2 separate regions of the Homo sapiens genome follow, and region 2 is linked to region 1. The links are chromatin loops, found by intact Hi-C in ENCODE. Cell type or tissue: sigmoid colon. All regions are shown on one strand. Links, peaks and the distances in the headings refer to the core of each region. The heading gives the core; the rest is flanking DNA.

Region 1 (4,404 bases), core at 117-4,116:
TTAGAGAACAGAGTCTATATTTATTTGAATTGTTGGATATTTAAAAGGACAAAATCTGCCAAGTTGGAGTTATTTGTATTTTAAAATGATGGCCAAGCTGAGCATGGTGGTGCATGCCTATTGTCCCAGCTACTCTGGAGGCTGAGGCTGAAGGTTCCCTTGAGTCCAGGATTTCTAGACTGTAGTACACTATGACTATACCTGTCAACAGCCACTGCACTCCAGTCTGGGCAACATAGTGAGACCTTGTCTCTTAAAAAAATTAAAATTAAAATCAACAAATTCTGGCCAGATTTATAGATTCATGTTTGTTAAGTATGTGACCATGGAAAACAGGTAGAAACTGGAAAAGTGGCAGGTCTCGCCACTTCTATTTTCATTTCAAATCATCTAGGTTAAAAATGGATTTCTCTGAGTATAAAAAGAGGAAGCATAAACAGTGTAGAACCAGGTTATGCTGGGCATTTTGTCTAAGTATTGGAGAGGAATTTAGAAAAACTGAGGTGGTGACATGGTTTTGGGCCTGGAGAAAAATAAGAAATCTGGTTCAGGAAAAAAAGAGGAAGAGACCTTTATCTCCCCTCACTCCCTGCCATATGTATTGTTTACCATCAGACCTTTCCCTGAAGGATTTATTTAAGCAATAAATATTTATTGGTTCCAATTATTTGCTCAGCACTGGACAAGGTCTGTGCTAGACCTGGGTTTATAACAATGACATGATCTTTGACCTCACTGAACTCATGATCTGGTAAGAGAAGATAGGCCTGTAAAAATCTAATTCTACTCTCTCAGTTGCAAGTAGCATTGAAGGCATAGCAAAGGGAGAGTGGATACTTTTATTGGATAGAGATAAAATTGTCAGGAAGTTTTTAAATAAGAATTGACATTTGAGCTTCATCAATGGAAATTGGAAATTACCCAAAGGATTTATGCAGTAGGAGTGCCAAGAGGAATATTCTGGAAAGAACAGTATTACAAGACATACAGAAATGGAAAGACGTAGTACATTCCAGTAATAGAAAGTTATTTGTTCCAGTGAGACTATGGGGTGTATGTGGGTGAACAGTGGAGGATGAGGTGGCCAAGTCATGAAGAGCTGTGGTTATCATGCTAAAGAGCTTGGCTCTTTCCTGCAGGTGATGGAGAGACACTGAAGGCTTTTATGCAGGAGAATGACATGACCAGACTCACAGATATGTGAGAGTGAAAGGATAGCTCCAGGCAACAAAGACTAGGAACTCAAAGCACAGGAAAATATTTCCGGTGGCTCCACAGCTGGGAAAGCCAGTCCCTAGTGGGTTTTTTTGTTTGTTTTTAATGTGTACCTCTCAGTAATCAGTTGTACATCTATTTTCATAACTTCTTTAAAAATCATAATTTTATAAAATGAGGGAATAAAGTGTTAAAAACATGGCTCTGAAAGGCATATTTTGAACATAAAATATTCTGTAAAGGAGACTATATAGTCTTTTACTGATGACATTCATTTAGGTAAAAAACACTTCATTAGAATGTTAGGTCAAAATCATATGTTCCATTTATAACCTTTAAAGCCTTGCCATAATCATATAATAGGCTAAAAGCAAGAGGAAAAAAATAGGAAACAGGAAAGAATTTGGTTTTTTTAAAAAAGCACAAGCTAAAGAACGCAGTCAGTAAGCCCTGCTGAAATCCCACATTGAGGGTTTACTGTATAAATGTTGAGAATGTTGAGTAGATGTGCTAAAATCATCTTAGTTCTTTCCTTGATTTTTTCTTTTCTATACACAAATCTTAATCCTTTAATTTCATGTAATTTTCACACTAAGGGTCCTAATTAAGGGTTTCTTATTTAAAATTGTGCCTTAGCGATACCTAGCATTAGAGAAAATTACTTATCTTTGTAAAAGAAACACAAAATGCTGTCGGAATTATTTTTGCATCTTTTTGGAAACACCTTGAAAATAGATAATTTATGAAATTTGTGGGGTAGGGGTCAACTATTTCCAGAGGAATAAGATGCCCAAAATACAGCCTAAATATTACATGTGTGCAGGCAAAAGATAAGGAATCGGTACAGGCAATTTACTGGAAATACTTTTCTCGCTCTCAGCTTGTGAAAACCAGCAAAGACCTGGTTTGTTTCCAAACTTTCATTTAGGTTTTTATGCCCCCTAGCGGGTATTTGGTATTTCTGCAATTGTAAAATAATGCTGATATTTTTCAGCAATTCCTTCGTGCATTGTGAGTTCAGACTCTTTATGTTGACAATATTTAACATCGATACTCCCTTAAGTATCTTAAGTATTCAAATGAGAAGTTTTAAACATTATTTGGGCTATAACACTTTGGATAATTTAATAACACCTGTGAAAACACTTTTCATGAAAATGCATATGAAAACATATAGTATCATGGAGTTCCCTGACTCCCTTGAATTTATCCACGCACTCCTTGAAAGTTCATAGACTCCGAGGTAAAAATCTCTAATTAGGGTGTGGAATCCTCTAGCTTCCGCTTTCATTTAGTGGGCGCTAATTAAGATTATTAATGCTGTGAATAGTGGAAACAGTTTTTTTAAAATACACTGTTAAAAGTTAACAGTAGCTCATAATTTGGCTGAAACAAGAAATAACGCAGAATACTTTAAACAACTACATACATTAGCTGATCCAAAAAAAAATGTTCTTGGGCTTTGATCGTATAGTAATTGATCCTCCAGGCAAGAGAGGTGGAGACAAAATCAAGGCAACTTTTTAGGCAAATATCGATTTTAAAATGTCAAAGAGAAATCTGCCTATTGTGAAGTAATACCAGGGCCCCTCTGGCAAACAAGTTCAATACCACAAGCAGGTGTTATGTAACAACACTCAAAAAAAAGGTCATTTGCTATTTGCAAACATTACAGCTACTGTAAAAATCATCCATCAAACTGTGATCCTTCTAGAATACCAAGCTGATGGCAGAAAATCCATGAATAACATAGATACTCAGACCCTAAGGGGTAGAATTACTAGTTACAAAGTGATCCAGCTTCCAGGTCAGAAGAAATTGTTTCTTAGACCTCTCAGACTAACACTCTGGTCAAAGAGAAAAATTCAGTGGATAGGTCAATAATTTAAACGCACATAGACGTACACACATAATCAACTAACGGCTTTCACCGGGGCATTATACACATTACTTACTTTCATCTAACTTTTTAAAGGATACCTGCTTTTCAAATACTTACACTCCAAATACTGATTCATGTCCCATGTGAGTTTCTTTTAATTATTGTAGTAGTTGAAATGCAGCATTTTTTTGAACCAGCAACTGCCCTATACAATGTACAGAATGCTCCTGAACTTCTGTGCACCTGCACAGGATCTGTTCATTCATTCTATTCCTTATACCTAGTAATTCACAATTTTTCCTTGTAAAAAATGAAAAAGATAATGTGAGAGATTGAGTTACAGTAAGCATCAAGGTTTATTTTAAAATCAGAATTTTCTTCCTGTTGTACAAGGATCTCTTCTATCTTCATGATTATTTATCAATTACATGACTTTTGTTTTATCTTTTAGTGTGTGTGGGACATACTTTCAGAGATGGAAAGTCACGCATTAGCTAGGGAGATTTGCCTCATATAACATTTGTACTCTATCAAATGAACATACATTTATACCCATCAAATAAAAAGAGAAAAAATAGAAACTATATGAATAGGACTAGGAAGCTAACAGTATTGTTTGAAGATGGTGTAAGAAAATTCAAGGAAATATTTCTCCATTTGAGATATAAAGACAGCCACATCATGCAACTTCTGAACTAGTCATGCAACTTCTGAAGAAATACTAAACAGGGAAATATTTAGTAAGGTGTCAATAACATTTGGTTTACAATGAATTATGTTTTAAAATTATGCATATTTTCAACCTATCAATATTACTTGATAAATAGGAAGATGGATAGATGGATGAATGGATGCATTGTCTGCCTGAATTAATCAGATTTCATGAGATTTAGTATTAAGTAGAGTGCATGCCAGAATTCAAGAACTTTGCATGAAAATTTTTGATAATATTTGAGACAAATCTTTAATAGCCAAAACTTAAATCTCTTCTGAGGAATTGGTCTTCCACCCAAAATAATCTTCAATATTTGGCAAAATATAAAATTTTAGCCAGTATTTTTGGGAAGTACGCAAATTTAGAATTAACATTTTTATGCAAAAGGCACTTCCATGTTGTACCTTTTTAACCGATATGAGGAAGAAAGGGAGCCATAAACATGAGGTCTGGCAGATGTCCAGGGTGAAAAAGGAGCAGAAGGAAACTGGTGGCTCTACTGACATAGTAAATATAGGAGAAAGAAGGAAAACTTAGAAGCAGGGGAGAGTAGAAAGAGTATGGGGGGCCGGGCACGGTGGCTCACGCTTGT
Region 2 (4,404 bases), core at 141-4,140, 790 kb after region 1:
TTCTTGTACAGCCTGCAGAGCCATGAGCCCATTAAACCTCTTTTCTTTATAAACTACCAGTCTCAGGTATTTCTTTACGGCAATGTGAGAAGCAACTAATACAGAATTGCTGTAATTGAAGTGACAAGTTGGAGGTGAAAAGTTTAGCGGCTAAAAAAAAAAAAAAGGAAATGGAAAATTCACCTTGAGGGTAAATATGATTTTATAAAGTTTTTGTTTTTTTAGAATGAGAGAGGGTTGAATATATTTATAGGGCATGGGAAAGAGTCAGTGAAGGGAGATGTGAGATGGGAAGTGTGAAGATGAAGAGAAGAGAGTGGAAGGACAGGATATGGGAGACAAGTAGAAGGTCTCATTCTCATCCTGAAATGGGCAAAGACATGTTTTTTGTTTTTTGTGTTTTTTCCTCAGATAGTTGATAATAAAAGCATGAGTAAACACTGAGAGAGAGGTTGAGGTAGTGGGTAGGGAATTTGAAAGTAGGCTTTTTTGGAGACCTTCCCTAAGAGTAACTTGTGTTGGGGTTGCCTGCTGAGGGGTAACACAGTACTTCCTTTTGAAGATTAAGAGACAAGTGGGCCAATGTTATGGAGAGCTAGTTTGCTATGTTAGACTTACAGTTCAGATGAAGACTGATGTTTGTTACTGTCTTCCCAATTTCAGACAACTGTATTTGCTAAAAGCAGGATTTTTCCTAAGGAAGGTATTCACTTCACAGCTGGGTGGTACCATTTTAGAGAGAAAGATGGTATTGGAAAAGGCAATGTTATTTTTTAAGATTCCTCTAATATTTGTAATTATAAGCTATCATGATAATATTTGGAATAGTTCTTTTGTATAACTTGACAATATGTCAATAGTATAAGTTAATAAATACTAAAATTTCCTAAAATGCTTTTGAAACACATTTGGCCAGATTATACTTTAGTGGAAGGATACATGAAAAGTGCTGCTAATATTTTTTATGTGGTTTCTATCTGGGTCCTTAGCTATGGTAGAAAGAAGGAAATCAGTACGATCAATCTCAGTACTGACATGTTTTTGTAGGAGTTAGAATGAATTGTTTTGAACCAAATATTTGGTACTTTCAGGTTATATTTCCCTGCTGAGTACATATAGGTACTCAGGTCCTGTATGATGGAATAGGATTGTATTTTTGTGCTTTTTCCATCTATTGGATTACAGCTTTCCAAGTCAATAAAACTCAGTGCTGCCATTTCTAGGCCCTTTTCACTTCCATCCTTAACTTTAATTGTAGATTGAACTTTTCCCCCCCCATCAAATACGTTTTGGACAAAAGCAAATCTGGCAGGGCAAAAGTAGGGAGTGAAGAATAATCTTTGGGGTATATTTTCTTGTTTATGATCTTGGAAAAGTCACTTCCCTCAGGCTTTCTTATCTGTAAAAGAAAGGAACGAGTCTCCGCGATCTCAAATTTTACTGTGAGTTCTACAATTGTGTGCCTCTGTTCCACTTACCCACATAGTTACCCCTGCTAATGTTAGTTCTGTTCCACTTTTGCCCAGCAGCATTGGATAAGAATCGAACACGGAAGTTACTGAGCAATGATGTCAGACCAAAGTGTCTCTGCAGCTCAGAAAGCAAAGAAGACATATAGAGCCAGGGCTGAAGAGGCCGCCTGGGGCACATCAACAGTGTAATGTCAGTAGCACTCTACTCAATGCTTTTTTGCTTGCACAGGAAAGAAACCCTTTCAAGCTAGCTCCCATAAAGGATGGTTATTTAAAGAGTACCTGAAAACCTTAGAGAACCCTGGGGAAATATTTATAGCCAGGCTTCTTGGAGACTCTGGGAACAGGAAAGTCAGGAACCCTGTCTTTCAGGAACTGCTGTATCTCAGTCGGCTTCTTCATTTCATGGTTTCTCTCTGCGTAGCTGCTTTATTTCCTCTTCAGGCTTACTCCTCTGCTGCTCCCTGGCTGGCTTTCTCTACTTAGTCATACTGAATATGGCTAACTATGTCTCCCAAGGGCCTCCCCAGCCCTGACTCCACATGACTTTTCAGGTCCCAGAGCTACCCTCTGACTTCATCTCTTACAGTCTTTTAGCATAAATTCTCAAGAGTTAGCAGCTGATTCGTTGCTAACCAGCCAATGGCTTGGTTAGCCTTGGGTGAAGTAGTTTTCCCCAGTCAAGTCAGCTTTGAGGAAGGGAGGTGAAGGGAAAAAGAAGTGGATGTCATCTGCTACGTACTGAGTGACCACACTTTCGAGAGTAAAAGGAGCACTATTATAACAGGAACAGATGTAAATCCAAACAGACACAGGACAACTGGACCAACAGAGCTATGAACCACTGCCTGTTCTAGGATTATGAGTGGCATAGATTTTCTAGAAGAAGTGGGAGAAAGGACAAGCAATGAGACCTGTCTAATAAACTCTTTAGTCTTCCAAACACACAAATATCTTTTCCTTCATAAATATACTTCCAGTTACGGCCTGTCACACATACAATTACAAAAATGCTCACCCTAAACCTGGTAGGAAGAGGACAACCACAGCCAGTTCCTGTGTATTAGGGCCTTCTATCACCAGGTGATATCTATTCCTCCTCTTGTCCTCTCCTCCTCTCCAGTCTTCACCAGTATGCAGACTGTGGAATAAATGAGTGACTCTTACAGTGGGATTTCGACCAGCATCATCAGCATCACCAGGGAACTCATGAAAAATGCAAATTCTCAGGCCCCTCCTCAGATCTATGGAATCAGGAATTCTGGGATGGTGCTCAGCAATCTGTGATTTAACAACAAGCCTCTCAGATGATTCTGATCTGTGCAAAAGTCTGAGATCTGCTGGAGTAAACTCTAAATTTAACCACTACTAACACACTGAAAACAGAAATAGAAGCATTTTGCCTAACAGAAACAACTTTCCCTTCAAGTTTTATGTGATTTTCTCAAAACTTTAAGAGAGGCAACCTATATTTTGTAGCTGAGAGAGAGAGAGAGAGAGAGGGAAAGAAAAGGGCAGTAAAAACACATCATGTACACTTAAAAAGAACAGAGTCAAGTCAATTTCAATTTTTTTTCCTGGTTCCACTCATGAAATTTGGTGTGTCCTGACCTTAAGTTTCCTTCTGAGAAATTCTCATCTTTTTCTCGTATTTTGAATAAATCAAGATTCCTTGCAAACAACTGGGTGCGAAATAAGACAACATCCAATAATCAATAGTATAAAAAGGAAGTGGGGGTTGGAGAAGAGACCTCCTATATTAAGCAGGCATAAACAGCCTTCAGGGAAGAAGTTCAGTTTCACAATGGCCTTTTCAATTGGCACTAAGAGGCCAGGGGCTGTAAGTTACATGATGAGTTAGATCAGTAAGTGCCATGGGTATCAGCATGCCATCTCACTCTCTTGAAGTAAATGAAGTTCCTTGGGTATTGCCTAGCAGGAAAATTTCAATCATTTTCACTATTTTTTAGGGCTGCCCTGAGATAGATAACAGGGAGAATACCCTCATGGAGCTGGGTACCCTCTGGAGCACTATATTTTTTATCAGTCATGAATGGCCAGACACCCTGTTGAGCTGATTTGAGTCAGGCACAGTTTCCTGTTTGCAAGCTGCAATTTTCTTTCCTGGCAATACAACTTACATAAAAATTTAGTGAGCTGCTGCTAAATCTCATTTGGAAGTGTTTCACTCTTTAAAAACAACACTGGACGTATTGCTGAAATTGTGGCTTAGCAGAATCTACACACTTATCCAGTTTGCTTTCATATCGGCCCCAGGTTCAGCGACTTGATGGGGTGGAGCAGACTACCTTTACTTCCCAATCTATCTTTGCACAGAACCTCTGAATGCATGACACATTTCAAACCAGCTGCCTGGGACCATCTTGTGATTAGAAGGTAGGACTGAGTGTACATCCTGTAAGTGTTTCAGGAAATCAGCATACCTAAACTCTGCCCTATAAAGTGTCACTATTACAATTGTCATGATTTTGGCTTTTCTAGGGTCTTGTCCTGCAGAGGACAGAATACAGTTAAGGCACATGATTCCCTCATTTGGACTGAGTCCAGTCTTTGGCTATTACATAATGCTACCATAACTATTCTTGGACACATCCTTTGGTGCAATTTTGTTGGGGCTATCTACATCTATATATATATATATGTGTGTGTGTGTGTGTATATATATATATATATATACATATATATATATATACATATATATATATATGCATACACACACATACACACACATATATATATAATTGCTATATCAAGCACATGTACAAATGCTTTGTAGACTCTTCAAAATACTAAAATGGCTTAACAAATGTTTTCTTCCTCCTGCAATAAATGAGAATCACAGTTGTTCCTCAGCCTAACCAACATTCAGAATTGTCAGTTTCTGTGTGTGTGTTTTAATTTTAGCCACTCT

The links. Hi-C counts contacts between places; a loop is a spot of excess contacts. Peaks named below come from ENCODE experiments on the same cell type or tissue, not always from the same donor. Only the 100,000 strongest peaks of a DNase experiment are listed, where the experiment ranks them.
Region 2: a loop joins it to region 1, with 4 times the contacts of the local background. A loop is called at or near these places in 1 of 110 quality-filtered maps.

Annotation. Positions count from the first base shown.
Region 1 is chr7:120,723,476-120,727,879 of GRCh38, forward strand. All of the region lies in intron 1 of KCND2 (potassium voltage-gated channel subfamily D member 2), which reads left to right. Among named protein-coding and RNA genes, the nearest start is that of TSPAN12, 130 kb to the right of the region's middle. In sigmoid colon, for the core only: a CTCF peak has its summit at 2,160 (motif pointing left); no DNase peak of the experiment used is centred there.
Region 2 is chr7:121,518,341-121,522,744 of GRCh38, forward strand. No RefSeq gene overlaps it. Among named protein-coding and RNA genes, the nearest start is that of FAM3C, 120 kb to the left of the region's middle. In sigmoid colon, for the core only: no CTCF peak of the experiment used is centred there; a DNase peak (open chromatin) is centred at 2,001.